2 separate regions of the Homo sapiens genome follow, and region 1 is linked to region 2. Evidence: chromatin loops called from intact Hi-C (ENCODE). Cell type or tissue: MCF 10A. All regions are shown on one strand. Links, peaks and the distances in the headings refer to the core of each region. The heading gives the core; the rest is flanking DNA.

Evidence for each region. Hi-C counts contacts between places; a loop is a spot of excess contacts. Peaks named below come from ENCODE experiments on the same cell type or tissue, not always from the same donor. Only the 100,000 strongest peaks of a DNase experiment are listed, where the experiment ranks them.
Region 1: a loop joins it to region 2, with 4 times the contacts of the local background. A loop is called at or near these places in 3 of 110 quality-filtered maps.

The regions. Positions count from the first base shown.
Region 1 is chr11:123,639,455-123,642,375 of GRCh38, reverse strand. All of the region lies in intron 4 of SCN3B (sodium voltage-gated channel beta subunit 3), which reads left to right. It overlaps LOC124902777 (a long non-coding RNA gene), which reads right to left. Exons shown (of 2, transcript XR_007062929.1): 2 at 902-1,409. Among named protein-coding and RNA genes, the nearest start is that of SCN3B, 14 kb to the left of the region's middle. In MCF 10A, for the core only: a CTCF peak has its summit at 1,240 (motif pointing left); no DNase peak of the experiment used is centred there.
Region 2 is chr11:124,193,594-124,196,514 of GRCh38, reverse strand. No RefSeq gene overlaps it. Among named protein-coding and RNA genes, the nearest start is that of OR10D3, 12 kb to the right of the region's middle. In MCF 10A, for the core only: a CTCF peak has its summit at 1,227 (motif pointing right); DNase peaks (open chromatin) are centred at 1,214 and 1,594.

The sequences.
Region 1 (2,921 bases), core at 148-2,647, 550 kb after region 2:
TCCACGAGTGAGGCCCTTAAAGAGTGCAAAAACCCATGTATTTGGAATGGTGACATCTAAAAATGTCACCATTGACCCATCTTCTTCTGGTGGCCAGCTTCCTGTAAATTCCCTAAGCAGCTTGTCTTTCTGTGCCTTTCCTCAAAGCAGAAAGGCTTGGAGATGATAGAATGAGCTCTTCCTGGTCCCTTAGAGAAAGAGGCTAGCCTCCATGAGGCCTAAAGCTACTGATTCAGCTAGGCCTTCTTCTTTGGCCTATGTTGAATCCCTGACTCAGTGGGCTCAGAGAAATCTCATGAGGTTACCCGGAAGTCATCTCTCCTTCTACCTGTAAGCAATACATGCCTCTAAGCCAGGGGTTCTCAAACTTTAGCAAACCTCAAAATCTCCTGCAGGGCTTTTTGGAAGCCAGCCTTTCTGCTTTTGTCGGTGGAGCCTGAGAGTTTGCACTGCGTGACACACTGCCTGGCGGGCAGTGCTGCTGCTGGGACCACACCTTGAGAACCTCTCTCTAAACCAAAGTTTGACAATCTTTTTTTCTTTTGTCTTTCTTCACAGTAATCACACGTGCAACCTCTTCCCCATCTGTGGCATCTCTTATTACATAAATTCATTCCCTGCTGGGAGAAGGGGACAGGTTGATAGCTCTCTAGTCTTGTTTAAAATCTTTGGACTCCTACAGCTAGTTCCGTGTTCGTGAGTGGGAAGGCCTTTCAGCAGCCTAACTCAGGTGTTTCTGTTGCAACCGGAGTCCTGCATCCTGAGGGGGGAGTTCCAGCCTTTCTCAGTCTATCTCCAGCATTATCACTGCTAGTGAGCAGGCCAAAGTGTGGGGCATGAAGGAAAAGATCAAGTTAAAGACAGGGCTCTTCCTAGAAAAAAGGATCCAGGAATCCCAACCTCCAGGCCACAGGTTTATTCATTTTTTATCATGTCGTTGTGATAAAAATAATGAAGCGGAGATTCAGTCCTCAGAGTGAATGAACAAAGGAGAAAGAGACATAACGGATCAGACGATATGACTAAAATGGAAGGTAGGTCAATTCTGAAAGTGCAGAGGGACTCTCAGGGCTCCTGAATCCAGACCTGATGAGTCACTTCCCTGCTCGGAGCCCCGCTCCTCTGGTGTGAAATGAAGGGGTTGGCGGGGGGCTCTCTGAGGTACTCCCCTGTTCTGAAGTTCCTTTATCCCCCGTTTGTTACACGCCTTTCCTCTGGGGGGTGGGGCCCTGGCGCCCTCTCCTGGTCACCATCTGGAACTTTTGGTTGGTGCCCGCCAGACCTTAGCACAGTGCTCAGCCGTCTCCACCTCTGCTCTCTCGGGCTTTTGCCTCCAGACACCCTCGTGCATAGCTGGTGGGAAGTGTGGCAAGGCTGAGCTAGTTCGTCTGCCAGGTACCAGAGCAAGCCTCGGGTAAAAACAGAAGGAAAAACAAGTTTATTATCAGAGCCACAGAGCCTCGTGGATGGTCGGGTGTGAAGGAAGCGTGGATATCATTTATTTAATCCAGGGCCTCTGGATAAAGGGCAGACATCAGAATCGCCCACATTGGCGTCCTCCAGATGTAGACACCTCTGCAGCACCCTTGCAGGTGTGAGATCGGCAGGGGTGAGTGAGGTCATATGCAAGTTGATGACTCCCCAGGTGATTGGAGGGTGTAGCTCTGGTGCCCCTCTTTTTGTGGCTGGGAGAACAGAGTTCTCTGCAAGAGCAAGGGGCTTGCTCAGGGACGTGCAGCAAATTCGCGCTGGAAGCAGGGTGAAAATCCAGATTGTTCGCCTGTCTGGAGGGCTTGCTTTCCACTGTTTCTTTCCCCACCCCCACCACCCCAACCCCCTGCCACTTTTTCTTTTTTGCCTCTGTGACATCAGATACTCCCTGCCCTCATCTTGCTCAGAGCTACGCACCCACCCCACCATGACACCTGCCCATCAACCCCACATCTCCTCCATTCCTGTGGTCCCACAAGGTCTCCCTGGTTCTCTTTGTTCAAGTTGGGTTTATTCTGGCTTTGGCTGTCACCTCCTGGCCCTAAGGCAGAAACCTGAGGCCTCTTCACCTAGAGGTAACTAAAAATACTGAGGACAGCTTCCTGTATTGCCATTTGTGGGCTACTGCATTTTGAAAGAGAGAGCATGCTTTAAGCCAAACAAATCATAAATAATGCACGAGGTGGTAGCAAGGCGGTGAGATGTTTGAGCTGTACGGCATTCTCATGTGCCTCACGCTGCATCTATGACCTCTAGCTCCAGTTGGAAACCTGGGTGATCCTGGAGCCTTCGGACTGCTCTCTGGGCTGAAAGTTATGGCAGGCTGTGCTGTGCTCTTAACAACCAAGGACTTGGGGATGACTTAGATCCAATGGATAACTGCAGATCATAAATCTGACTTGCTGTTGAGAGCTGGCAAGGGGAGAGGTGGCTACAACATTTCTCCCACTAGCAAGGAGTAGATATATCAGGATATCTGCCATGTAGTATGTTTTAATGGTCCTTTTTGTTGATCATGAAACAAATAAGATAATATTTATTTTCACTCATTCAATAAGTACTTATTGAGCACTTTAAATATTCTAAGATTTATACAGCAGGCAGATAATCCAGAAATAAATATGTTCTCAATAAGCACACAGTCCACAGAAAAGAAAGATAAGCACAATACAACTCTTATAACAGATGGATGAGAAAAGTGCATGGAGGCCAGACGCGGTGGCTCACGCCTGTAATCCCAGCACGTTGGGAGGCCAGGGCAGGAGGATCACCTGAGGTGAGGAGTTCGAGACCAGCCTGGCCAACATGGTGAAACTCCGTCTCTACTAAAAGTATAAAAAATTAGCTGGGCATGGTGGTGGGTGCCTGTAATGTCAGCTACTTGGGAGACTGAGGCAGGAGAATCGCTTGAACCTGGGAGGCGGAGATTG
Region 2 (2,921 bases), core at 150-2,649:
TCTTAAGTGCTGTCATAAAATCCTGCGTGTTCATATATTGTTGCAATCATCACCTTCAGGGGTAGGGTAAATGCCTTGTTGGACTTGTAAATTCAACTCCTGTCACTATACAAAACATAGAATAGATAATAAATACTCCTGGAATGAACACATAAATCAATAAATGCTACCAGTAGTGTAAAAATGTTGTGGGGCTTCTGTAGCTTTGTTAATATATAGTTTGATTATTTACTATTTAATATTAGTTTGCTTATTCAGTAGATATAAAATGGTATCATCATGTCACATTGTATACTATATTTTTCAAAATTAATAGTCACATTAAGGATCTATATTTATTAGTTCAATTTTCTTTGCATTAATTGTAACTTATTTCATTACATGTTTGAAATGATCATGTTGATATGTTTCTACATGTTCGATTCAATTTTAAACCTACATGTAATTTTGTATACTATTGTTCGAAAAATTTTATATTTTGGAATATATTTTATATTTTGAAATATAAATTATATCTTCTCCATTATTTGATAATGTATGTATAGTTTATCTTCTTTTAATTGAGTCCCTTCAGCATATGTGAAGTATAACATACGTAGAAATTAGAAACACAGCCTGGAAAGTGCAATGTAATGTAAGGTGAAATATTACGGTATTTATCATCTAAAATTAGAATACAGAGGAAGCATAGCCTATGTCTTCTCACCAGTATCAAGTCAGACTTTTTGCAGGAGAATTTTGACAGATTTTGAAAACAATGAATTGCATCCCAGAGAGTGGAAACAGCCTATCCAAATATACCAAAGTTTGATATAGTTAGTTTTGGAAAAATGACAAATAATTTGGTGAGTTTAGAGTGTAAGGCCTGATGGGAAAAATGGACAAGGCCATGAGACTGGGCACTGAGATACAGACAGATTATAAAAATCATTGTATATCATATTAGAGTAGATTTTACTCTAAAGTTAGTAAGGAGACATAAAATATTTTAATGCATGGGAATTAACATGATCAGATCTACTCTGCGTGTAAATATCTATGCAGAGGTTGTCATTTCTTCCAAATTACCAATGAACTTGTAAAACAAATTTCCTCTTCTGTCCCTGCCCTTCCAAAAGCACACATCATGATTACCCCTAAAGCCAAGGAGAACTGGTCGTTCTGTGCTAAGGTTGGAGATGATCCTATGTCCATCAGGGGGCGATAGAGCACAGTTTGCAGAATACGGATTATCATGTGGCCTCCAGGCTGGCACAATTTGTTGTCCAGCTACTGACTTCTTAGACTGCATCACATAACTAACATGCTGCCAGAATCCTATCTGTAGAGCTAATATAGACTAAATAGGAGATAGGGACCATGGCTGTCATATTAGTGCAGGGACAGAGACCGGGGAAAAGATCAGAAGAACTAGGGATGATTTGAAGATTCTAGGAGAGCCTGCATGTCCTTCTTTTGGATCACAGCCAAAAAGGCAAGGAGAGGACAAAAGCAAGTTTCTCATTCTTGATCAGACCTCCCTTCCACCCTCCGGGACTTGCAATGGAGACTGTGCCCAGTGACTTGCTTTCAGTTTGGTAGGTTATGCGCTTAACATTCCCATGTTGTGATAGAGAGCTTGCCCAGAGGCACGGAGCCCAATGCAGTCACCCCTTTTCTCATATTACAGGAACATGAGACTCTAAAGAGGGAGGGGATTAAATCCTATTACTGGCATATCCGTCAAAGGGAAATTCCAAGTTTTTCAGCTCCTAGGTTGCTAAGAATCAAAACAAGAAAACATTCTTATGACCAGGAGTGGCAAATTCATATTCTCAGATTCATTACGAATTTACAATATACAATTCTAAAATCTAACATACCCTGTATGTTTACTACTTCCCTTTATCTAAATGCACAGCTATAACTAGAACTATATGAAAAATTATCAAAGATTGCTGTTCTCTAAAATGAAGCATACAGTTGAGACATATTGAGTATATATTGTCTTAGGGGTGACCTTTGTTCCCCAATTGTCACAACCACTATGGATCAGTTAGCAATAAATGTCTTGAGTTTTCATGTCATCATAAATGTAACTACTTATCAGAGTTTGTGAGTGTACTTCAAACTCTCATTACAAACTTGCTGAAACTGAACATCAGATCTACTACTGTAAGGTTGACTCTGGTCTTACTATTTCATATAAATTTCTAGATCTTTGTATTCTGTTTAGTTAAAAACTATGGTCATCCTATTTCACTTCACTCATACTGTTTTTTCTCAGATGGGTGGTATTTGTCAAGAGTATATGTACTTCCAAAGAAAATGAGATTTCAAAGGAGAAACATTTCTTTTAGCTTGGAGCATTAAGGAAAGCTTTGGCAAGAAAACAATGTTTGGATGGTGTCCTGAAAAATGAGCATAATTTGGTCCTATGGAGAACAACGAAACTGACATCCCAAACAGAGGCCACATGAAGACTAGGACTCAGAGTCATCAAAAGCAGGGAATATGTGAGAAATACACCAAAATTCAGGATCCACGATAGAGCACAATGTGAGAAACATGGCCTAACACGGCAACAGAATAGCTTAATTTAGGACTGAACTGGAGAATCCAGACCATGTTGTCAGCGTTGGTTTGGAAAATTACAAAGGAGTTTGAGTTGGCTTGTGGAGAAGTCAAAAATAAAAGAGAAATAGGAATAAAATTGGTGACAGAGATCAGAACCAGATGTTAAAAAGCTTCAAATGTTAAACTCAATATAGTCAGCCTTGACATCAATAGGAAATGGAAACATACCAAAGAAATTTTTAGCAAGAGAGCAAAATGATTTTGTCAATGTTTTATATGGCAAAACTGGCAGCAGTTAAAAAAACAAAGTGAAATTACAGAAATGAAATCATGATTGAGAAATATAAGCAATTAGGTTAGTTTTT